2 separate regions of the Homo sapiens genome follow, and region 2 is linked to region 1. A link is a loop called in an ENCODE intact Hi-C map of the cell type or tissue named here. Cell type or tissue: MCF 10A. All regions are shown on one strand. Each heading gives the region's core, and the rest is flanking DNA. Links, peaks and the distances in the headings are about the cores only.

What was found. Hi-C counts contacts between places; a loop is a spot of excess contacts. Peaks named below come from ENCODE experiments on the same cell type or tissue, not always from the same donor. Only the 100,000 strongest peaks of a DNase experiment are listed, where the experiment ranks them.
Region 2: it touches region 1 in a loop (5-fold over the local background); 2 of 110 quality-filtered maps call a loop at or near these places.

The regions. Positions count from the first base shown.
Region 1 is chr17:8,990,918-9,003,634 of GRCh38, reverse strand. It overlaps a transcript of NTN1 not described here. Among named protein-coding and RNA genes, the nearest start is that of NTN1, 24 kb to the left of the region's middle. RefSeq lists silencers at 438-487, 518-627 and enhancers at 11,613-11,662, 11,773-11,842. In MCF 10A, for the core only: CTCF peaks have their summits at 5,460 (motif pointing right) and 9,201 (motif pointing left); DNase peaks (open chromatin) are centred at 5,454 and 9,214.
Region 2 is chr17:9,382,517-9,395,233 of GRCh38, reverse strand. All of the region lies in intron 6 of STX8 (syntaxin 8), which reads left to right. Among named protein-coding and RNA genes, the nearest start is that of STX8, 190 kb to the left of the region's middle. In MCF 10A, for the core only: no CTCF peak of the experiment used is centred there; a DNase peak (open chromatin) is centred at 5,943.

The sequences.
Region 1 (12,717 bases), core at 2,357-10,356:
GGGGGCCGGGCGGGGTGGCCCGGGGCGCGGGCGCGGCAGGGCCGGGGCTGGCTTGGCCGGCCGCCGAGCGCGACCTGCCGGCGTGACCGTGCGCGACCGCGGGGCCAGCGGGCTACAAAGGACCCGGGCGGGCAGGAAGGCGCGGAGCCGGGGTCGCGGCCCGGAGCAGGCTGGGGCTCGCCGGGACCGCGGCCAGAGCGCGCCAAGTGCGCAGGACGCGGGGCTGGGGCTCTGGCGTGCGCCCCTCGCCGCGCACCAGTGCCTACTTTTCCACGCACCGCCCGGGATGGCCGCCCCCAGACGGCCCCGGCCCGCGGCCACCCCCGCCATCCCCGCGCAGGCTCTACGCCGCTCCAGCTGCCCTCCGAGGCCTTCAAGAAAACTTGGGCGCCGCCCTCCGACCGCAGCCCCAGCCAGAGCTTCCCGAGCGCGGGGCAGCCGCGGGCCGCCCCCACCCGGCCGCGACTCGGGATCCGCGGGTGGCACTTACCTCCCCGAGGCGCCGGCGGCAGCGGGAGGCGAGCTCTCCGCGGCTCCCGTTCGAGTGCGCGGGGCACGGAGGAGCGCGCGCCTTTAAGACTCTTCCCCGAGACTCCGCCAGGTGGTGTCACGCCGGCCCGGCCCTCGCGGCTCCTCGCCCCGCGGCCACCCGGCTCCCCTGCCCATCGCGGGCAGAACACCAGCCTCCCGCTCGCACCCTGCGCCCCGCCGCTCGGGCTCCAGTGGAGCTGGGCCAAGATAGGATGCGTGTAACTTGGGACACACAACTATCCAACAGAAAGCCACCCAACCTACACACTCTAGCTTTGGTTTGTCTGGGAGTTGCAGGGGTCTTTTTGTTTGTCTGTTTGTTTGACCGAGTGCTGGGGGTAAAAATGGGGAGGAGAGAGCTGAGAAGTCTGACCCAAGGACGTGCGATCATGTCCCCACTGCCATCACCAGCGACAAACCTCAATTCCATGCTAACTGGTCTTTTTGCCCTTCATCCAAGATGGTCTGCTGACACGCCTCCCCCAATGACCATTAAAATGACTGAAGAGATAAAATAGAGGGAGAACTGTCGCCACTTAACACTAGGGGAATGCGTCATTCACACTCCTGAAACTTAGAAAAGTTTAAGAGGATCCGAGGGATGGCTGAAGGAACTCCACATTCATCAGGCGAGAAGCAGGAGCCGGCCTGGGAATCCCCAGCACAACACTCCCCCGGCGCGCCTCCTCCAAGCTCTGGGTACGTGTGACAGTTCACCCGCGAGGCCGGCGCCTGGGAATCTCTGCCGAGCTTAAGGCTGCTGGAGGACACAGGTTTGCCGGCATAAACTAGGATCCTAGCTTCAGGCCATTATTAAAATTTTACATCATATGCTTGCTCTTTGAAGAATCATTTTTTGACATTGGCATTGTGATTTCAAACTACGTTCATAATTAACTCAGTTTTTCTCTTTTTTTTGGTAGTGGGTGTGTGTGGGGGTGGGGGGCGGTGGTGGCGCAGGTGTGTGTGGGGGCGGGGGGCGGTGGGGGCGCCGGGCCCTGCTCAGTCATCCTGGCTGGAGTGCAGTACAGTGGCGGGATCATGGCTCACTGCAGCCTTGACCTCCCAGGCTCAAGAGATCCTCCCATCTCAGTCTCCCGAGTAGCTGAAACCACAGGTGCATGCCACCACGCCCGGCTAATTTTTAAAACACTTTTTATTTTGTAGAGACAAGGTCTCAATGAGTTGCCCAGGCTGGTTTGGAACTTCTGGCCTCAAGTGATCCTTCCATCTTGGCCTCTCAAAGTGTTGGGAATACAGGTGTAAGCCACTGCACCCAGCCTTCTAACTCAGTTTTTCTGCCTACATTGTTTATTGTCATTTCATTTACGTAAATGACTTCCTCATTCCTGAGTTCCTTACTTTGATTAATTTCTCACACCACTGAAATGCTACTTTGAGTAAACCTTGGGGGAAGGGTGGATGGACGGTGGATTTTTTGAGTCTTCGCATGTCTCAGATTGTCTGTTACTTTATACACAGACAGTAGTTAGATATAAGAGTCTAGGGTCATAATCCTTTATTTACACTTCAACTCTCTAAAATAGGCATGTTGCTAGCATTAAACAGGGAAGCAAATGTAAAGCACTTACCGTGTTCTGCACCTAAGACGTAGTAGAGGATCCATGACTAACTATTTATGACTATCCTTTATTAGTTATTGATTCATTGTCTGTCTTGTGCTTTTTTTTTTTTTTTTTTTTTTTTGACAGGGCCTTGCTCTGTCCCCAGGCTGGAGCTCAGTGGTGCGATCGCAGTTCACTGAAGCCTTGAACTCTTGGGCCCAAGGGATCCAAACCTTGGTCCAAGATGGTCCACTGACACACCTCCCCCAATAACCATTAAAATGACTGAAGGAATAAATAGAGAACCGTCGCCTCCTGTGTAGCTGGGACCACTGTCATGCCTGGCTAATTTTTCAATTTTTTTGTAGAATCAAAAAATCTTTTTGATTCTTTCTTTTCTTTTTTGATGGAGTCTCGCTCTGTTGCCCAGGCTAGAGTGCAGTGGCGCTATCTTGGCTCACTGCAAGCTCCCCTTCCTGGATTCACGCCATTCTTCGGCCTCAGCCTCCCAAGTAGGTGGGACTACAGGCGCCTGCCACCATGCCCAGCTAATTTTTTGTATTTTTTTTTTTTTTTTTAGTAGAGATGGGGTTTCACCGTGTTAGCCAGGATGGTCTCGATCTCCTGACCTCATGATCCGCCCGCCTCAGCCTCCCAAAGTGCTGGGATTACAGGTGTGAGCCACCGCACCCAGCCTTGATTCTTTCTTTGTTGCCCAGGCGGTCTCAAACTCCTGGACTCAAGTGGTCCTCCTGCCTCAGCCTACCAAAATGTTGGGATTACAGGCATGAGCTGCTGCACCCAGCATCTTCTGGTTTTATGGTTAAAGAAATTTCTCCTAGGTTTTATAGAAGACTCTCTTTCTCTATCTCTCTTTTTATGCCATCTGGCTTTAATTTCCTTTCTTTCTTAAAAGAAAAAAAAATCTATAGGTTCTGTTACTGCCTCCTTTACTAAGTGTGACCTTGAGATAGTTTCTTATTCTCTTAACACGTTCGTTGCTTCTCCTATAAAATGAACAAATTGGACCACATGGTTGTTGTGGTACCATCCAGCTTCAATAGGCTGGGTGTTTATTTGCCTATGATTAAAAAGCAACAGCCCTGCCACAATGAAAAACCAATTCACAATGATTAGGATGGCTGTAATAAAAAAGACAGATAATAACAAGTGTTGGCGAGGATATAGAGAAATTGGAACCCTTATACCTCGTTGGTAAGAATGTAGACTGGTGCAGCCATTGGAAATACTCTGGCAGTTCCTCAAAGGTTAAATGTAAAGTTACATATTTACATATGACCCAGCAACTGCAATGCTAGGAATACATCCAAAAGAAATGAAAACACATGTCCACACAAAAACTTATACACAAATGTTCATAACAGAATTATTCACAATAGCCGTAAACTGGAAACAACCCAAATGTCCATCAACTAATGATTGGATAAATATAATGCAATATATCCATACGATGGAATATTATTCAGCCATTAAGAAGAATAAAGAATTGATACATGCTGCAAAGTGGATGAACCTTGAAAACATTATGCTAAGTGAAAGGAGCCAGTCAAAAAATACGACTGTGGGCCGGGTGCAGTGGCTCATGCCTGTAATCCCAGCACTTTGGGAGGCCGAGGTGGGTGGATCACGAGGTCAAGAGATCGAGACCATCCTGGTCAATATGGTTAAACCCCACCTCTACTAAAAAATACAAAGATTAGCTGGGCACGGTGGTGCGCGCCTGTAGTCCCAGCTACTCAGGAGGCTGGGGCAGGAGAATCTCTTCAACCTGGGAGGCGGAGGTTGCAGTGAGCCGAGATCACGCCATTGCACTGCAGCCTGGCGACACAGCGAGACTCCATCTCAAAAAAACATACAAACAAACAACAACAACAACAAAAAAAAATTGTATGGTTCCAGTTATAATGAAATGTCCAAAATAGGCAAATCCATAAAGACACAAAGTAGATTTGTGGTTGCCAGGGCTAGAGATAGGAGTTGGGGGTAACGGGGAATGAATTCTAATAGTAACCTGGTTTCCTTTAGGGGTGATAAAATTGATTACAGTGATGGTTGCAGAACTCTGTGAATATATTAAAAACAATTGAATTGTAAATTTTAAATGGATGAATTTTATGGTATATGAATATCTCAACACAGATGTTATATAAATAAAAATACTTATTGAACATTCAATACCTGTCAGGTCCTGGGGTAAATACTGGTGACACAGAAGTGAACAGGGAATGTGTACTTTTCCTTCACGAAGCTTGCAACATAATTAGGGATTCAGCCATTCTAGAGCCCTTCATTGCCAAAAGAATGAAACACCCTCCTCACACAGTAGGCACAAAGATTGCCATGGTCCATACAATGGCAAGACTCTTCTAGATCTTACCATGTCCTAATACTAGGTACTCTCTTTCTAGTCCTCCTCTTCTTCTTTTTTTTTTTTGAGATGGAGTTTCGCTCTTGTTGCCCAGGCTGGAGTGCAATGGAGCAATCTTGGCTCACTGAAATCTCTGCCTCCTGGGTTCAAGCGATTCATCTGCCTCAGCCTCCCGAGTAGCTAGGATTACAGGCATGCGCCACCACGCCCAGCTAATTTTGTATTTTTAGTAGAGACAGGGTTTCTCCATGTTGGTCAGGTTGGTCTCGAACTCCCGACCTCAGGTGATCCGCCCACCTTGGCCTCCCAAAGTGCTGGAATTACAGGTGTGAGCCACTGAGCACACCATCCTTTCTCTCTGTCTTTGTAACCCTACTGCCCTGAAAGAGATGGCTGAAGGCAGCCCTATGTTCACAGTACAGCCTTTGACTCTCAGAATAGTGTCTCCCAAGAGAGCAGCTACTTGCAAGTCCATAGCAGACTGATTAATTTTTTAATTGTATTATTATTTTTTGAGACAGGGTCTCACTCTGTTATCCAGGCTGGAGTGCAGTGCTGCAATCTCAGCTCACTGCAACTTCCATCTCAGGGCCCAAGTGATCCTCCCACCTCAGCCTCCAAAGTAGCTGGGACTACAGCTGTGTGCCACCATGCCCAGCTTATAGCAGGGTGATTAAAAGCAGCAACTGTGGAGCCAGTCCACTAGGCTTCAAATCCCAGCTCTGCCTCTCTACTCACTACTTGCCTCGGTTTCCTCATGGGCAAAAAGGAGATAACAGTGACTATATGTCATAAAGATTTTGTGAGTTCTGCAGGAGTTAATGCACTTATAGGCACCCTATAAGTGCATTAGCTGATAATATTCATGTTATTATTGCCTACCCATCTGCAAATGAAGGTGCCTCAACCCATCTCACCGATCTGCTACTTTCCCGTAGTCCACCAGGTGGCGCAGGCGCACCACCTCGGGCAACAAAAATGGCCCCCAGGTGGCTCGCACAGTAAATGCTGGGCTTGGAGAAACGATACAAATAGTTTGCTAGTGATGTGGGTCCATCTGTGAGTTATATATAACGATATCAACTATAATGGAACAAATTTTTTCTAATCAGCTCCACTCACTAAAAAAAGTTTTCTTCTATTTAGAGAAAATAGTGGATGTCTACAAATAAAGGGCATGGTTTGGGTAAAGCGTTAGCTCCATGTGGACTCATGTACTGCCATCCAACCAAGGCAGTGATGCACCTGTCTGAGTTTTTCCACAGCATCATCCTCTTTTTTTGTAACAAATATTCTATAACACACCCTTGGCTGGGCGCGGTGGCTCACGCCTGTAATCTCAGCACTTTGGGAGGCCGAGGCAGGCAGATCACTTCAGGTCAGGAGTTTGAGAACAGCCTGGCCAACTTGGTGAAACCCCAACTCTACTAAAAATACAAAAATTAGCCAGGCGTGGTGGCGGGCACCTGTAATCCCAGCTACTTGGGGGCTGAGGCAGGAGAATCGCCTGAACCCGGGAGACAGAGGTTGCAGTGAGCCAAGATTGCGCCACTGCACTCCAGCCTGGACGACAGGGCGAGACTCCATCTCAAAAAAATAAATAATTAAAAACAATAAAATATATAACACACCCCTTTATCATATTGCCTTCCAACATCCATAATTTCCTCCACTATATCAACACAATATGAAGAAGAAGAAGCCAAGTATAATAAAATAACATGGGCTGGGCACAGTGGCTCACACCTGTAATCCCGTCATTTTTGGGAGGCCGAGGCAGGTGGATTGCTTGAGGTCAGGAGTTCGAGATCAGCCTGGACAACATGGTGAAACCCTGTCCCTACTAAAAATACAAAAAATTAGCCGGATGTGGTGGCACACACCTATAGTCCTAGCTACTCAAGAGGCTGAGGCAGGAGAATCACTTGAACAAGGGAGGCAGAGGTTGCAGTGAGCCGAGATTGTGCCACTGCACTCCAGCCTGGGTGATAGAGTGAGGCTCCGTCTCAAAAATAAATAAATAAAATAAAATAACACACATTCCAATATGTAAATGCTTGGGCACAACTATGTTAGATGACATATTGAAGTAGTCAGCTGCTTGCACCTAGGTGTAGCATTACCAAGAACACCATAGTAACAAATGAGGTCTGATAGAGATGTGTTGCTCTGGTAATTCCAACACCTAGAGCACCTAGAGTGGCATTGCCCCAGGTAACGTGATTTTCCAAAGTAGGCAACAGCACTTGGTAAAGTTGCCTTCCTGGAAACTGCAGTGTATGTTAAAATTGTGAAAACCTAACCAAACCAAACCTTTGTGTACATAAACAAAATAAAGGTAGGCTCTGAGCACAGATTATATTTTATCTACATGAATATCCAGTGGGGTATCTAAAAGTTGTAGGGGAAGGCTGACAACCCTTTCCTGTGCACAATGGTTGCTTACATGCATTGACGACATATAGTACCTCTGGTCCCTGACAACTAAATGGTAGTAGTGACTGCCAATCACTATGACAGCCAAAGCCACGACCCCCCAAATCTCTAAATGAACAATAGCATCTCCATTGAGAACCACTAGTCCAGGGTCAAAATCCCTTTGGACATGTCTACCAAAGCTGGCACTTGGTCTGCTTGAGGCTAAACTTGTAAAATACATTTGATTTGTTCTAGCTGTCACAAATACACTTGCCAAGACTCAAAGGGGGCTATAGAGAGAGGGAGGCTGTGGGATGGGGCCTTTTCCTCTGAGTATCTCCCTTCGTATTAGCTTTTTGTCCAGAAAGCACAGACCCAAGGGAAGCTGGCCTCATGTGCCAATCTGAGGCACAACCCTGTGGTCTTTTTGAGGCTTTTCCTGAAACCCAGCTGGGAAGTAAATCAGTACAGACATAATCCTGATTTTAGCCACAGGGGCCAGGGCCTCTGACCAAACCCCTGGCTTAGGAGAATTTCCTGCTATACATTTGCTTGGCATGTCAATCTCAAACTATTCTTGCTCTGCCCTCTCAGGGATGGGGTTAGTGAGACCATGGCTCCTTGGGATGAGGTTTTGACGTTGGCATGTGCAGACTTGCTCACTGGGCTCCATTAATTATATTCACCTCCACCTGCTACAGGGCTTTTTCCGGTCCGTACATCTGGCCCTTCCTTTCTCTCTGCAGTTCTAGCACCTCCCTGCCCCCTTCAGCTTTCGGCTTGCTTGTCTCGAGAGGCAGGTATGACATGACCCAATCCCCTCGCTGGTATTCCTGGAATTCAGCTGGTTTAGCAAAGCAAGGATGAAGTCCCTCCTGAGCAGGGCAGCTGCATCTTTCCGTACACATTCCATCACTTCTGCCAATTGATGTCTCCAGGCCAGCTGGTCATCTACAACATGGATTTTGATCCTCAAGAATTCCCTCCCAGACTCCCTGGCCTGAAAAGGGCAGCTGAAGGGCCCAGAAGCCCTTCATCAGAAGCCCATCATCAAACAAAGGGGTCAGAAGCCTGTGACTTTGGATTTCTGCCATTAGACAAGAGTCCAGATGGCCTCTGACCCAGGCATCCATGCACCTGCAGCTGTAAACCTATGTGGTTTATCCAGTGCACAGACATTTATTGACCACCTTTGGTATGCCAGGCACTATGGACACAGCAGGAACCAGACAGACACAGTCCCTGCTCTCCTAAGGTTTACGGTCTACAGGGAAAGGCAGGCAGATGTTCAATAAACTGTAACACAAACAGCTGTGCAATTGCAACTATGATGAGCATTACAAGGAAGTGCAGGGGCCATGTGACAGAGTATAACAAAGGCTGGGTAGGCTAGGGGCCTGGGACGTGGGGGCATCGCTGAGGAAGTGACATTTAAGTTGAAACATGAGGGAAGAGAAGGTGTTACCCAGGTGAAGAGAGTGGGAAAGAGCCTTCCCAGCGCGGGGAACAGCAGAGGTGAAAACTCTAATCTGGAAGGCAGCTTGACATGATCAAGAAATCACAATAGTTGTCAGGTATTGATTGCTCCCTATATGCCCAGCCTGTTCTAAGAGCTTTCTTTACAAGTATAGTTTTTCTAATGGCCACCGTGCTAAGAAATAAGGAACTAGCATCCTCATTTTACAAATGAGGAAACTGAGGCACAGAGAGGTTAAGTAATTGCCCCCAAATCCCACAGCTATAAAATGAGGGAGCTACAAATTGAGGCACAGAGAGGTTACCATTGGATCCAGGTAGTCTGACTCCAGAGACGGTATCCTTAACCCCTATGTCAGAATCCCCTGTGAAGATAAAAAGTCATGATGTCATAGCAGCAATATGTATTGTTGGACATGTATAAAGTGGCTGATGAAACCACATTCATAGTAGAAGGGTATATTAACTACGTCTTCTTGTTTTCTGTATTCTTGATGCTTTGGGGTCTGGGGTTTGCTGATCCTGGAGGGACTGTCCCTTCCAGGGTTAGTTAATCCCTAGAGATGGCAAAGACTACGCTGTGAGCACACCTTTGATATGCAAACCAACCAATCCAGAGCCCACACCCAAACTCTCACGACTTGTCCTAGTCACCCCAGGGCCAAGTGTCAGACAACTAGAGAAATCCCCTATACCTTGGAGCCCGCCAAAATTACTCACACTTGCCAATCCTAAACCTTGCCTTGCCTGCCTTTCCCTCCGAAACCATAGTTAAGGCCCCTGCCCTGATTTCCTCTTGTTCCTTCTGCCTCTTGCCCAACCCTGGGCTCCCCCGTGTGGCCCTGTGTGGCATGGCATGTCCCTTCCACTCCGGAACTGTGAGTAGCAAACTCTTTTTTCAATGGTAGTTGTCTCCTGATCTGCTGTCCTCGGCATTACCTGAATAATAAGACAACCTACATTTTTTTTTTTTTTTTTTGAGACAGAGTCTTGGTCTTATTGCTGAGGCTGGAGTGCAATAGCAAGATCTCGGCTCACTGCAACCTCCACCTCCTGGGTTCAAGCAATTCTCCTGCCTCAGCCTTCCGAATGGCTGGGGTTACAGGCACCCACCACCACACGTGGCTAATTTTTTTGTATTTTTAGTGGAAACGGGGTTTCATCATGTTGGCCAAGCTGGTCTCAAACTCCTGACCTCAGGTGATCCACCCACCTCAGCCTCCCAAAGTGCTGGGATTACAGGCATGAGCTGCTGCACCCAGCCAACACAACCTATATTTTAAAACAAAGGGATCCTTGGATGTTTAGCTGAGGCTCAGGGAGGGGAAGCCCAGAAGTGGAATTAAACCCCAGGTCTCCAGGCTCTTGCCCTGATGCATGTTTTACTATGCTTCCCAGGAAGGTCATGAGGGAGGGACAGGGACAAGTTTGGGGTGAAAAGGAATAAACCTTGTTTTTTGAGACAGGGTTTCACTCTATCACTCAGGCTGGAATACAGTGGCTCAATCACAGCTCTCTGCGTCCTCCCCTTCCTGGACTCAGGCCATCCTCCCACCTCAGCCTTCCAAGTAGCTGGGCTAAATGTGTGTGCCACCACACCTGGCTTTTTTTTTTTTTTTTTTTGTAGCAATGAGGTCTTGCTATGTTGCCAAGGCTGGGAAATCAGACTCTTTCTTTAAAAAGGGAAAAAGAATCTGATTTGTAGGAGCAAACAGAGTCATGATGGGAGAAAGAAAGTGGAGTTGGTGTTTGGGTAAGTGGAGGCAAGGAGAGAAAGAATTTTATTCATTTTATCAATTTCATACCAATTATTAATAATAGCAAAATCTTACTTGGTACTTACTATGGGCCGGGTACTCTTCTAGGTGCTTTCTGTGTAGCATGTCATTTAACCCAAATAACAACCCTATAAGGTCAGGGCTATTATCTCCACTTGGGAGACGAGGAAACTGAGGCATGGATTCTAAATGACTCACCTAAAGTTAAACGGAACCTAAGTAAGTGGCAGGGTTGGGTTTTCTTTTCTTTGAGACAGAGTCTTGCTCTGTCACCCAGGCTGGAGTGCAGTGGCATGATCTCTGCTCACTGCAACCTCCGTCTCCTGGGTTCAAGCAATTCTCCTGCCTCAGCCTCCCGAGTAGCTGGGACTACCAGCTCATGCCACCACGCCTAGTTAATTTTTGTACTTTTTTTAGTAGGGATGGGATTTCAACATGTTGGCTGGGATGGTCTCAATCTCCTGACCTCGTGATCAAGGTCTCCCAAAGTGCCAGGATTACAGGTGTGAGCCACTGTGCCTGGTCGGGTCTGTCTGTCTTTCTCTTTTCTTTCTTTTGTTTCTCTTTCTTTCTTTCTTTCTTTCTTTCTTTCTTTCTTTCTTTCATTCTTTCTTTCTTTCATTCTTTCTTTCTCTTTCTTTCTTCTTTCTTTCTTTTCTTTTCTTTCTTTCTTTCTTTTTTCTTCCTCCTTTCCTTTCCTTTTTTTTTTGAGACGGAGTCTCACTCTGTCACCCAGGCTGGAGCTCACTGCAACCTCCACCTTCTGGGTTCAAGCAATTCTCCTGCCTCAGCCTCCCCAGTAGCTGAGATTACAAGCATGCGCCACCATGCCTGGCAAATTTTTGTATTTTTAGTAGAGATGGGGTTTCACCATGTTGGCCAGGCTGGTCTCAAACTCCTGGCCTCACGCAATCCACCCCACTGGACCTCCCAAAGTGCTGGGATTACAGGTGTGAGCCACCACGCCCGGCCTCAGGGGTGGGTTTTCTGATTCAAGTTGTCTGGAGTCTCCTTTGTCACTCTGTCACACTGCCCCTCGAGTGGTTTCAAAGCTGGCTCTCCTACCAGTGCAAGCACAAGGTGGGAATAGCAGACTCTTGCTGTTTTGCCTACAGAGGATGATGTAGCAATATCATCAAACTCTGCCCAGAAAGAAAGTTATTTCCACTCTCATCCTGAGAGGAATCAGGCAAGACATCTGTGAACGCTCGGCAGCTCTGACTACCACGGTGTCTCAGCCCAAGATTCAGGTAACTTGCAGACCATTATCCAATTCTGCTGGGCCCCCAATTATGGAGGGGAGAAAGGCTGGTGGCCCTCCTCAGGTTTCATCAGGACCTGCCTGGCTGCCCACCAACCACAGAAGGAAGCCGGGCAGGGCCTGAGGAGTCTGCTCAGAACCAGAGCCTGCAGTGTCTTGTGGGTTCTTGCTGGCCCCGATGGCCTAGAGTCAGGACTGTGGTTACTGCAAGGACCTAGGCTCAGGTGCTGTGAGTGGTACCCACTGGGCCGTACACCCCTCTGAGTGCTGGTGGTCAGAGGATTCACTGAGGAGGCCTCTGCATGAGTTATAGATGGTCACACCAAGAGTTGCACCTCCACTGTCAACAGGATGTGCTTGTGAGGGTTTGGAGGTGGCTGGGAGGCCAGGAGGAGATGTTCCAGGGCTGTGAGTTCTGAAGCCCGCCAGAGAAAAGGGCAAAGAGACTCAAGGAGTTCACCCTCTCTCCTCTGGAGGAGCAAACGCCTCTTCCTAAAATACCAGCACCCCCTAGTGGCAGTCGGTGTCCATTTACACCTCAGGGTTCTTAACCCGGAGTCCCTGAACTTTGAGAGGAAAAAGATATGCATCTAATTTTTCACTCATCTTCAACTGAAATTTAGCATTTCCATGAATAATCAATGTAGGCAACACATCACAGTAGTGTCAACAAACAGTACTTGTGATTTTGTCACCAATAAATTTACAGGTATTTTTTACATCACATTACAGCAGTTGGAGGTAACTCAAAATGTCATTTGCATCTGTCGCTATTTGGAAATTATGCCAGTTATTAGTTCCGCCACGAGATCGTGTTATTTAATGCATTAATAAAGAAGCACATTTATTACTAGATTTCCAATTTGATTTATTTATGTTAAAGCTGTAATATAATTGTTACGGTATAATTGGTTTCCTTTATAATCCTGCTTATTTTGTTTTACAGATTTAAAACATTAATCTGGCCGGGTGCGGTGGCTCACGCCTGTAATCCCAGCACTTTGGGAGGCCGAAGTGGGCGGATCACGAGGTCAGGAGGTCGAGACCATCCTGACTAACATGGTGAAACCCTGTCTCTACTAAAAATACAAAAAATTAGCCGGGGGTGGTGGCGGGCGCCTGTAGTCCCAGCTACTCGGGAGGCTGAGGCAGGAGAATGGCCTGAACCCGGGAGGCGGAGCTTGCAGTGAGCTGAGATCCCGCCACTGCACTCCAGCCTGAGCAAACAAAACAAAACAAAAAAAATAAAACATTATCCTGAAATGAGGTCCATGGGCTTTACTGGGCTGCCAAAGGGGT
Region 2 (12,717 bases), core at 1,810-9,809, 390 kb before region 1:
GGTTTTGTAGTTTTCATTTTTATATGAATATTTGTTTTAGCACTATAAAGAGCTATAAACATAATGAATATATACTTACATTTATATTTAATTAAATAAATACAGTAACATCAATACTGAGGGGTGTGGAAGAATTTGTTTAAACTTTTTTTTTTTTTGAGACGGGGTCTTGCTCTTTCACCTGGGCTGGAGTGCAGTGGCGCAATCTCTGCTCACTGCAACCTCTGCCTCCCGGGTTCAAGTGATTCTCCTACCTCAGCCTGCCGAGTAGTTGGGATTACGGCGCCCGCCACTACGCCCAGCTATTTTTTTGTATTTTTAGTAGAGATGGGGTTTCATCATGTCGGCCAGGCCAGGCCAGGCTGGTCTCAAACTCCTGACCTCGTGATTCACCTGCCTCGGCCTCCCAAAGTGCTGGGATTACAGGCATGAGCCACTGTGCCTGGCCAAACTTTTTTAAACTTTATAACTGTTTGTGCCTCTAGATTGAGAAACAATGGCTTAGCATCTGGCAATTTTTACTAAATATTGGCAGTTGTTGTTATGGTTTTAAATAATATGAGCTTTTCGGCCAGGCGCGGTGGCTCACGCCTGTAATCCCAGCACTTTGGGAGGCTGAGGCAGGCTGATCACTTGAGGTCAGGAGTTCAAGACGAGTATGGCCAACATAGTGAAACCCCATCTCTACTAAACTGTCAAAAGTTAGCTGGGCATGGTGGCGGGCGCCTGTAATCCCAGCTACTCGGGAGAATCACTTGAACCCGGGAGGCAGAGGTTGCAGTGAGCCAAGATGGTGTCACTGCACTCCAGCCTGGGCAATAGAGTGAGACTTAGTCTCAAAAAAAAAAATGAATTTAAATAAATAAATAAATAATATGAGCTTTTGGTAATACACTAGTCCAGACTTGGCTGTTTTCCCATTCCCACACTTTGACATGTATACATTCCTGCAATTCAGACACTTTGCTCTCTCTCCCCATCCCTCCCACATCCAAAGCCGCGCTTAGCATGGTTGACACTGACTGCCCAGTAGCCCATCCAGTAGACATGGCAAATTCCACACTCCCTTCCTTGCGGCGCTGCCCTCTGTGACAACAGTGTGGGTTTTTTCTTTGTTTTGTTTTTGTTTTTGTTTTTGCCACTTGCTTTGCTTCTATTGTTTTTCCTCCTCTTGTTCTTTACATACTGTGTTCTCTTAGATTCTACCTTTACCTGTATCTCTCTTGTATATTTTTAAATTTTAATTCTTAAATTAACACAAAACAAAATTGACTGTGTTTGTTGTTCTGTGAATTTTTACACATGTGTAGGTTTGTTTAGCCACTACACAAATGGGACCCAGAACCATTCCATTGCTCCAGAAACTTCCTTGTGTTTCTTTTGTAAACCGACCATACTCTCACCCATTCCTAACTCCTGACAACCACTGACTGACCTGTCCTCTGTCACTAAACTTTTGTCTTTGGGATAATGTCATATAAATTGTATCATATATATGAACTTCTTAGTACCGCTTTTTTATTTTTCTATTTTGTTATTTACTGTAGCTTTTTGTATAGATTGTTTTAGTGGTAACTAGGGATGACAATATACATACTTAAAAATTTACAGTCTACTTAGAATCAGTATCTAATCTTTTCACATGGAGTGTATCAACCTTACACCCTATAGGCCCATTTGCCTACCCTGCTCTATGGTATATAATTGTCTTATGTATTATACTTACGTGCATTGAAGATCAGACAGTATGAGTTTGGTTTTCATCCACCAAACAGAGAAGTCAGCTGGAGAATATTTATCCAAATGTTTACCATTTCTGCTGTTCATCCTTCGTTTCAGGTTTCCTACTGGTATCGTTTTTCTTCTGTCTGAAGAACTTCCTTTAGCTGTTCTCTTAGAGTAGATCTGTTGACAACATATTTTCTTAGTACTTCTTCGTCTAGAGTATCTTTATTTCACCTCGGTGCTGAAGGATAGTTTTGCTGGTTATAGAATTTTGTGTTGATAGCTCTTTTCTTTCAGCACTTTAAAACTGGTGCTATACTTCCTTCTGGCCTCTGATTTTTGATGAGAAATCCAGTCTTTGAAATTTTTGTTCCCCTATAAAGCAATGTGTTGTTTTTCTTTGGTTGTGTTCAATTATTTTTTTCTTTGTCTTTAGTGTTCAGCAATTTGGATATGATGTGTTGTGGCCTGGACTTCTTTGTGTTTATCTTGTTTGGGGTTTGCTGAGCTTCTCAAATATGTAGGTGTATGTTCTTTGCCAAATTTAGAAAACTTTCAACCATTATTTGTTCACGTATTTTTTCTGGCCCACACTCTTTTTTCTCTCTTCTGAGACTCCAGTGGCATGAATGTTTGACTTTTTCCCATTATCCCATAGGTCCTTGAGGCTCTATTCATTTTTATTGGAACTATCTTCCAGTTCACCACCTCTTTCCTGTATCATGTCCATTCTGCTATTGATCCCATCCAGTGAGTTTTCAAATTTGGTTATTGTGTTTTTCAGTTTCAAAAGTTGCATTTGGTTCTTCTCTATATTTTTTGTTTCTTTGCTGAGACTATATTTCAAGAGTGTTCACCATTACTTCTTGGAGCATTTTTATTTTTATTTACTTTGTATTTTTGAAACAGGGTCTCACTCTGTCATCCAGGCTGAAGTGTAGTGGTGCAGTCACAGCTCACTGCAGCCTCAACCTCCTGGGCTCAAGTGATTCTCCTTTCTTAGCCTGCTGAGAAGCTGAAACTACAGATGCATGCCACTATGCCCAGCTAATTTTTTATTTTTTGTAGAGACAGGTTCTCACTATGTTGTCCAGACTGATCTTGAACTCCTGGGCTCAAACAATCATCACGATTCAGCTCCCAAAAATGCCTGGCCCAGCATTTTTATTATAGCTGCTTTAAAGTCTTTGTCAGATAACTCCAACAACTATGCTTCTTAGCAATGGCATCTTGTTGTCTTTTCCCAGGTTTCTTATGCAACTTGAAATTTTCCGGATGTTCATATGCTGCAAAATTTTGCGTTGTATCCTGGACATTTTGATTATTATTTTATGAGACTCTGGCTGTTGGTTTAAATCCTACAGAGATGTTGATATTTTTTATTTTAGCAGGCAATTGCCCTGGTTGAGTTGAGGCCACAGGTTCCAACTACCATTGAAGAAGTTTTCAAAGTCTTTCCAGTACTGTTTGGGTCTGTCCCACAGGTGCAGTAGCCAGTGACCAGACTGGGAGTTGGGTGGTTTTCTCTCCTGTAGTTCAGCTCTCAATGTCTACGTATACTATTTGGGGTCAGCTCCGTGTATGCACTTCTCAAAGGAGAATCCAGGACTTCATGAACAACTTTAAGGGGTTGCTTTTCTAAGCTCCTCCCAGTCTGTGATCTTCCTGGTGCATTTTGGCTCCTGAGGCTCCCTTTTTATTTCTCCAGTGTGAAATCTAGGACTTTAGTTACCCTACTCTGCCATATGCTTCCCATCTATATAGCAATATGGTTTCCTTTTTTTTTTTCTCTCTCTCTTTTTCTGTAACCCAATCTAAGTCTGTGGCTTTTTTTTTTCCCTCATCTTTTTATTTTAAAGGTTTTTCTAAAGCTACAGAAAAGTTAACAGTATATTCTTCAGGCATATCTGGTCACCCTTCATTTACTAGATTCACCAGTTGTTAACGTTTAGCCACATTTGTTTTGCTTTTTTGTTGCTGCATGAGTGTGTGTGTGTATTTATGTACCTTTTCCCCCCAGAGCGAATTATTATTATTTAATATTTTTAAATTCTTTTGAGATGGAGTCTTGCTGTGATGTCCAGGCTGGAGTGCAATGGCATGATCTCCGCTCACTGCAACCTCCACTTCCCAGGTTCAAGCAATTCTCCTGCCTCAGCCTCCCAAGTAACTGGGACTACAGGCATGCACCACCATGTCTGGCTAATTTTTGTGTTTTTAGTAGACAGGGTTTCACCATGTTGGCCGGGCTGGTCTCGAACTCCTGACCTCAAGTGATCCACCAGCCTCTACCACCCAAAGTGCTGAGATTACAAGTTGTGAACCACCGAGCCCAGCCTGTGAATGGTTTGAAGTAAGGTGAGGGTGTCTCGTAATGCTTCTATATACTTTGGCATCTGTTCCTAATCTATCTCCTAATATTCTTCTGTGTAGGTTGTTTTCCTATATAACTGCAGTGTCATTAGCATATCCAAGAAACTTAACTTTGATATGGTAATAATGACTAATATGGAGTTTCTATTTAAATTGCTGCCATTGCCCCAATAAAGTTTTGTCACTTTTTTTTGAGGGGGTGCTCCAGCAATCAGATTACAGATTGCGTTTAACTGTTTTGCCTCTTTAATGTCTTTTAATTTAAAATATCTCCCCCTTCTTTTTTTTTTTTTTTTTTTGAGACGGAGTCTCGCTCTGTCGCCCAGGCTGGAGTGCAATGGCGCGATCTCGGCTCACTGCAACCTCCACCTCCCGGGTTCAAGTGATTCTCCTGCCTCAGCCTCCCGAGTAGCTGGGACTACAGGTGCCCACCACCATGCCTGGCTAATTTTTTTTTTTTTTTTGTATTTTTAGTAGAGACAGGGTTTCACTACGTTGGCCAGGCTGGTCTCAAACTCCTGACCTCGTGATCCACCTGCCACAGCCTCCCAAAGTGCTGGGATTACAGGCATGAGCCACCGCACCGACCCTGTGTTACACTTTTTTTTTTTTTGAGACGGAGTTTCGCTCTTGCTGTCCAGGCCGTAGTGCAATGGCGCGATCTCAGCTCACTGCAACCTCTGCCTCCCAGGTTCAAGTGATTCTTCTGTCTCAGCCTCCTGAGTAGCTGGGATTACAGACAACCACCACCACGCCCAGGTAATTTTTGTATATTTAGTAGAGACGGGGTTTCATCAGATTGGTCAGGCTGGTCTTCAACTCCTGATCTCAGGTGATCCGCCCACCTCAGCCTCCCAAAGTGCTGGGATTACAGGCCTGAGCCACTGCGTCCAGACTCCTGTTACACATTTTTAAGCCTAGATGAGAGACCATGGTTTATGGTCAAGAGGAAGTCGGAAAGGAGCCTGTGTTTTTTGCCTAACCTGGCCCATCTGGCTGTGTATAAGGTGTGAGCGAGTGTGGCCAAGGGGAATTTCTGCCAGGCAAAGGAGCTTTCCCTGTGTCCCCAAAGCCTGGGTGGTTCCCAGAGGCTCCACTTTGATCTGCGGGAGTTCCTTGCAGCTCCCTGCCATAGGATGCCATAGGCAAAGCATTACCTTTCCTTTAAGAAGTCACAGATTGGTTTTTCCTTGTGTCCCTGTTCTCTGGAATGTATCTTTTCCTAGTGTACGGTATTATCAGAGGTCACCACCACCCCCCATTTTTGGTTTCCATTGATAAATTTGAGTATGATATCAATTATAGGGAACGGAGGGAATTAAACTAATACCCTCAAGAAAAACTCTATCTTCACTATAGATTTTTTTTAACATTTGTCTTCAAATATTATTAAGAACATAAGCAAAAAGCATAATAACATAATGACTTTACTACTGCCATTATGAGTCCGTTATGAGTATAAAAAGGCACCAAATGTATCTGAAAATATATAGCAAACTCTCTCCCTATATATAGAATGTATTGAGGCTGTAATTGAGAGTAGAAAAATGATGAAGTATTATTGGAGTCGGGTATTTTGACATCATATAATATTTCTTAATCCTTGTGATGCTGTCATTTTGTGGTATACTTTACGTTGTTCCATTTTGTCCATTCTGTGCTGGAATGTCACTCGATATCTCAGATTAACATGTGATTGAAATATAAGCTCCTTCGTGAAACCAAATGCAAGTACTGACCAGGAAGCAGGGTATCAGTTTCTCTTTGGAGGCTCTACAGTCAGGAATCTGAACTAGTCAGCTGGTTGTTTCACAACCTATACTCTGAAACCTGTATTTAATTTGCTCTTAATAGACTGTGGTTAGGGAAATTCCCACCTTGGTAGTGCCTGGTCTGCAGAGTGGGAATTCCCCAAGGCTCTCTGGCCTAGGAAATCTTCTGAGGTCATAACTGACAAGTGGAATGAATCCCATCAAACCAACAGTGGCAGTATAAGTCTATTAAAAAGTAATTTGGCAATCTGTTTCAAAGTTTATGAGGCAGTCATAATCACACTTTGTTAAGGAAATGATTAAAAAGAACCAATGATAATGGAGGAAAGAATTTATAGACTCATTATTTAGAAATATAGAAACATTCTAAGTATCCAACAATGGGCTATTATTTAAGGAATGGTTATTTTATGGAATGAATATTTTGTAACCATGAGAAATTATAACTGAAGACTTTGTAGCTACATGAAAAAATACAAATGATATCATTAGATGGGGGAGGCTTATATATTGCAATTAAATGAAAATGTATGGTTTTTTTTTTTTTTTTTCTTTTTTTTGAGACAGAGTTTTGCTCTTGTTGCCCAGGCTGGAGTGCAATGGCACTGTGTTGGCTCACTGTAACCCCCGCCTCCTGGGTTCAAGCAATTCTCCTGCCTCAGCCTCCTAAGTAGGTGGGATTACAGGCATGCACCACCACACCCGGCTGATTTTGTATTTTTAGTACAGATGGCATTTCTCCATGTTGGTCAGGCTGGTTTTGAACTCCCGACCTCAGGTGATCCGCCCACCTCGGCCTCCCAAAGTGCTGGGATTACAGGCGTGAGCCACCACGCCCGAAAAAATGTATATGTTTATGTCAAATTGTAGTGAACACATGGGGGAATTACACTGTTGTTATACTGGGGTATTTGGATAATGTTTACTTTTTCCCCTCGCATTTATAAACTGCTATTGAATAATTTTTATAACTTAAAAAGTAGAGTTGTTTAGGCCGGGCATGGTGGCTCACGCCTGTAATCCCAGCACTTTGGGAGACAGAGGTGAGTGGATCACCTGAGGTCAGGAGTTCGAGACCAGCCTGGCCAACATTATGAAACCCTGTCTCTACTAAAAATATAAAAAATTAGCTGGTGTGGTGGCAGGCATCTGTAATCCCAGCTACTCAGGAGGCTGAGGCATGAGAATCACTTGAACCTGGGAGGCGGAGGTTGCAGTGAGCCGAGATCACACCACTGCACTCCAGCCTGGGCAACAAGAGCGAAGTAATGTCTCAAAAAAAAAAAAAAAAAATAGAGTTGTTTAGAAACAACAACTAATAAAGAGGAGAGGTTTACCAACCAAAATGAAAAACTTCGTTTTCGGTCTAGATTAAAACATTAATCCCTACAAGTGTTGACTACTGGTTTTCATTGATCTAATCTGCTACAGATTTATTGATTTACCTCTAAGTCATATTATGAATATTTATAAACTTACAAAGAAATCTATCTAGAAACCCAGTTAACATATAACATCCGACATACTGTATTTCTTGTCAGACAAGGAATATTTTGCACTTGATTTTCTTATAGTAACAGAGGCTATTAGCCCTGAATTTTGTATTATGTATTGTGGCGTTGATGCATCACGCAATACTGATTGTATTCGGTTGCGTGAGAACAGTGTACCAAGCTCAGAGTCAACTACAAGGCCAAGTACAAAGCATGATTGTTACTGTGGACTGTCTTGATAGAGAATGAGGCACAGATCATAAAAATGCCCACTTTTTGGCCAGGCGTGGTGGCTCACGCCTGTAATCCCAGCACTTTGGAAGGCCAAGGCGGGCGGATCATGAGGTCAGGAGATCGAGACCATCTTGGCTAACACGGTGAAACCCGTGTCTACTAAAAATACAAAAAATTAGCCGGGTGTGGTGGCGGGCGCCTGTAGTCCCATTACTCGGGAGGCTGAGGCAGGAGAATGGCGTGAACCCGGGAGGCGGAGCTTGCAGTGAGCCGAGATCGTGCCACTGCACTCCAGCCTGAGTGACAGAGCGCAAGACTCCCTCTCAAAAAGAAAAAAAAGCCCACTTTTACATATGCTACTATATATAAACTCAGCTGTGTTCAATGCTGATGAGACAAAGACTGAAGCTATGTGTCCAAGTCCTCCCATCACGTTTTTAGGAAGAATACTATGCCCAGAGCATCAGGATGTCACAAGATCTCGAAATCACTTCCTTTGAGCGTTTGCTAAAGTTTGGATCTAAGTATCTTTAACCTAGAGGAGAAGACCAAGGAGATATATGAGGAAAATTATGAAGGAAAGAACACTGATATTGTGTTGGTCTAGAAATACTTAAGGGGTGCCTGTAATTTCAGCTACTTGGGAGGCTGAGGCAGGAGACTTGTTTGAACCCGGGAGGTGGAGGTTGCAGTGAGCTGAGATCGCGCCACTGCACTCCAGCCTGGGCAACAAGAGTGAAACTCTGTCTCAAAAAAAGAAGAGGAAAAAAGAAAGAAAAAGAAATACCTAAGGTAGAAGTTGAGAGCAGGCAGAATTTTAGCTCAGAATAAAGGACTTTATAATTATCAAAGTCACCCTCTAACTCAGCCATGGAACTGATTTTCTCATGAGTTTCCATGTTACCAGTCTCTGGGAGTGTTTGGTGAAAGATTAACCATCCCACTGCCAGGGATGTTATAAAAGGGGAAGGAACTACAAGGTGATTGCATGACTCTTGCAGGTCTGAAATTTTGTTATTCTAAGGCATTTGTTTTGTCTTGCCTGCCTGCCTGCCTGCCCGCCTGCCAGCTCCCTCCCTCCCTGCTTCCCTCCCTCCTGACTTCCCTTCCTCCCTTCTGTGTGTTTTGACAGCTGTACCCATTTGCGTGAATTTGTATGACCTTTCGAACATTTCCATCCTCCCAGAAAGTTTCCTCATGTCCCTTTCTAGTCAAGCACCCCAGAGGCAACCACTTTCTGATGTCTATTTTGTAGGCTAGGTTTATCCTTGTATTTCTTATAAATGGAATCACAAAGCATATAATGATTGTTTTCTTATTTTTAGCCAACAAAACTTTTTGAGATTTAGACAGTTGTGGCATGCATGAGTAGCTCATGCTTTCTATTGCCGAATAGTATTCCATTAACAGATATACCCCAATTTGCTTTTCTGTTCTCCTAATGATGGATATTTGGGTTGTTTCTAGTTTGGGGCCCTCATGAATAAGGTTGCTATGTATATTTTTGTACAGGCTTTTTTTTTTTTTTTTTTGAGAAATAGGCTTTTATTTCCGTTTGGTAAATACCTAGGAGTGAGCCAGGCATGATGGCTCATGCCTGTAATCCCAGCCGAGGCAGGTGGATCACCTGAGGTTAGGAGTTCAAGACCAGCCTGGCCAACATGGTGAAACCCCGTCTCTACTAAAAATTCAAAAATTAGACAGGCGCAGTGGCGCGTGCCTGTAAATCCCAGCTACTCAGGAGGGCGAGGCTGGAGAATTGCTTGAACTCGGAAGCGGAGGTTGCAGTGAGCGGAGATCGTGCCACTGCACTCCAGCTCCAGGGTGGTAATAGAGCAAGATGCCACCTCAAAAAACAAAAAACAAAAAACCTAGGAGTAAAGTTTCTGGGTAAGATGGTAGATATATGGTTAACTTGATGAGAATTGACAAATACTTGTACAGCGCCCTTTGTGCCATATTTTCCCCCAACAATTAGTATTGTAAGTCTTTAGTTTGCACACTGTAGTGAGTGTGAAGCAGTATCTTATTTTGGTTGAAATTTGCATTTCCCTAATGACTTAACAATATTTGAGCTGTTTTTCATGTGTTTATTGGCCATTTGTATATCTTCTTCTGTAAAACATCTGTTCAGATCTTTTGCCTATTTTAAAGTTAGCTTTTCTTTATTGTTAATATGTAGGAGATCTTTATATACTCTAGATACAAATACTATGTCAGATATATGTTCTACAAATATTTTCTACCATTCTGTGGCTTATTTATTAATTTTTGTAATAGTATCTTTGGATGAACAGAAAATTTCTCTTGATAGAGAATGAGGCGTGGATCATAAAAATGTCCACTTTTACATATGCTACTATATATAAACAGAACTGTGTTCAATGCTGATGAGACAAAGACTGAAGCCATGTGTCCAAGTCCTCCCATTACATTTTAGGAAGAATACTATGCCCAGAGCATCAGGATGTCACAAAATCTAGAAATCACTTCCTTTGAGGATTTGCTAAATCAGATTGACCAATCTCTTTTCTTTTGTGGATAGTCTTTTTATGTCCTGTCCAAGAAATTTTTGCCTACCTACTCCAGGCTATAAAAATTTTCTCTCTTTTTTTTTTTTCTTTTAGAAGCTTTACAGTTCTAGGTTTTACAGTTAAGTCTATGAACCATCACAATTTTTTTTTTTTTTTGGTATGGAGAGAAAAGGGTTGAGGGGTTTTTTACTTCCTCATACATATATCCAGTTTTTCCAGCACCATATGTTGAAAAGAATTTTCTTTCCTTTGTTGAGAATTGAGCACGTGCGTGTGTGCATGTACACACACACACACACACACACACAAGTCTATCTGGACTCTGTTTTGTTCCATTGATGTGTTTGTCCTTATTCTAATATCAGACTCTCTTGATTAGTATATATTTATAATAAATTGTGAATTTTGGTAACATAATACCTCCAACTTGTTTTGTTCTGTTTTGTTTTGTTTTGTTTTGTTTGAGATGGAGTCTCGCTCTGTTGCTCAGGCTGGAGTGCAGTGGGTGCCTTTCTTGGCTCTCTGCAAGCTCCGCCTCCCGGGTTCATGCCATTCTCCTGCCTCAGCCTCCCGAGTAGCTGGGACTACAGGAGCCCACCATCACGCCTGGCTAATTTTTTGTATTTTTAGTAGAGACGGGGTTTCACCATGTTAGCCAGGATGGTCTCAATCTCCTGACCTCATGATCCACCCGCCTAGGCCTCCCAAAGTGCTGGGATTACAGGCGTGAGCCACCGCATCCAGCCTGTTTTTCTTTGTTAAGATTATTTTGGTTATTCTAAATAATTTTCTTTGTAAATTTTAGAATTGGCTTGCAGGTTTCATTTTAAAAGCCTGCTAGAATTTTGATTAAGATTGCATTCAATGTATAAAATTCTGTACGATATCTGTCAATTGAAAAAAAAATGAACCAGTATCTTTAAAATACCGTGTTCTCTCTTATAAATGAGCAACCAATATATGAAAAAAAAAAAAATAACAAATGAGGGTGAGGATATGTGGAGAAAAAAAGGAACTCTTTTATACTGTAGGTGGGAATGTGAACTAGTACAGCTATGATGGAGAACAGCATGGGGGTTCCTCAGAAAACCACAGATAGAACTACCATATGGGTCAGGCCAGTTCTCCTTTTTTTAGGCCTTCTTTCATTTCTCCCAGCAATGTTTTATAGTTTTTATTATAGAGGTCTTACACATCTTCAGTTAGATTTATTTCTGAGTATGTAATATGGCTTTTGATGCCGTTATAATGGATTTTTTTACTTTTATTTTTTCTCCGTTCTTTATCACTGGTATATAGAAATATATTGCCTTTTACTATTGACTGTATGTGCAAATTTATTAGATTTACTTACTAGTTCTAGTAGTTTTTAAATAGACTTTATCGTTTTCTGGGTGTACAATCATGTCATCTGCAAATGCACCTTTACAGCTCCCTTTCATACCTTTTTGCTTTCTTCCCCCCTGCCTTATTGAACAATCTGGGACTTCTAATAAAATGTTCAACAGATGCTGTCAGAATAGACGTCATAGCCTTGTTCCTGATCTTAGATAAAAAATGTTCCATGTTCCACCTGTAAGTATGATGTTAGCTCTGAGAGTTTTAAATATAGATAGCCTTCCTCAGGCTGAAGAAGTTCCCTTTCGTTTCTATTTTGCTGATAATTTGTATCATGGATGGACACTGAATTTCGTCATACCCTTTGTCTGCATTTATTGAGATGATCATACTATTAGCTCCTTGAGTCTGATCATTGATTTCACATCTTTCTTCTTTACTAATATATGCATTTAGAGCACTAAACTTCCATAAGTCGTGCTTTAGTAGCATCCTAAAAACTTTTGTGCTAGGTTGTTGTCTTGTTCTATTCAAGCTGCTATATTAAAATGCCATCAACTGGCTGGCTTATAAACAATAGAAATTCTCACCGTTGTGGAAGCTGGGGAGTCAAGATCAAGGTGCCTACAGATCTGGTGTCTGGTGAGGATCTGTTTCCTGGTTCATAGACAGCTGTCTTCATTGTAACTTCACATGGTGGAAGAAATGAGGATGCTCTCTAGGAACTCTTTTATAAGGTCATAAATCTCATGCATGGAACAGGATTCGTTCATTCATACGGGCTTTACTCTCATCACCATTCACCTCCCAAAGGCCCCACATCCAAATGTCATCACACTGGTGATGAGGCTTCAACATAATTTTGAAGGCACACCAACATCCAGTCTATAGCAGTTGTCCTTCTTTCTGCTTTCTGCTTTCTCTTGTGGTTTCATCTTTGCCCTGTGGGGAAATCAGAAGTGTTTTCCTTAATTTTCAAATATGACAGAATTTCCCATTTTTGACATGTGTCCTTTCATCATGATGAAAAGTTCCTTTTTATGTCTAATAATACTCCTTTTCAAGAAGTCTGTCTGGTCTGATATTAATATAGCTTTGCCACCTTTCTCATACAAACACTATGCTTTATAGTGAGTTTCATAGCAAAGTATATAGTTGTGTCATCTTTTTTTAAAAATCTTGCTGGGGGAGGGATAGCATTAGGAGAAATACCTAATGTAAATGACGAGTTGATGGGTGCAGCAAACC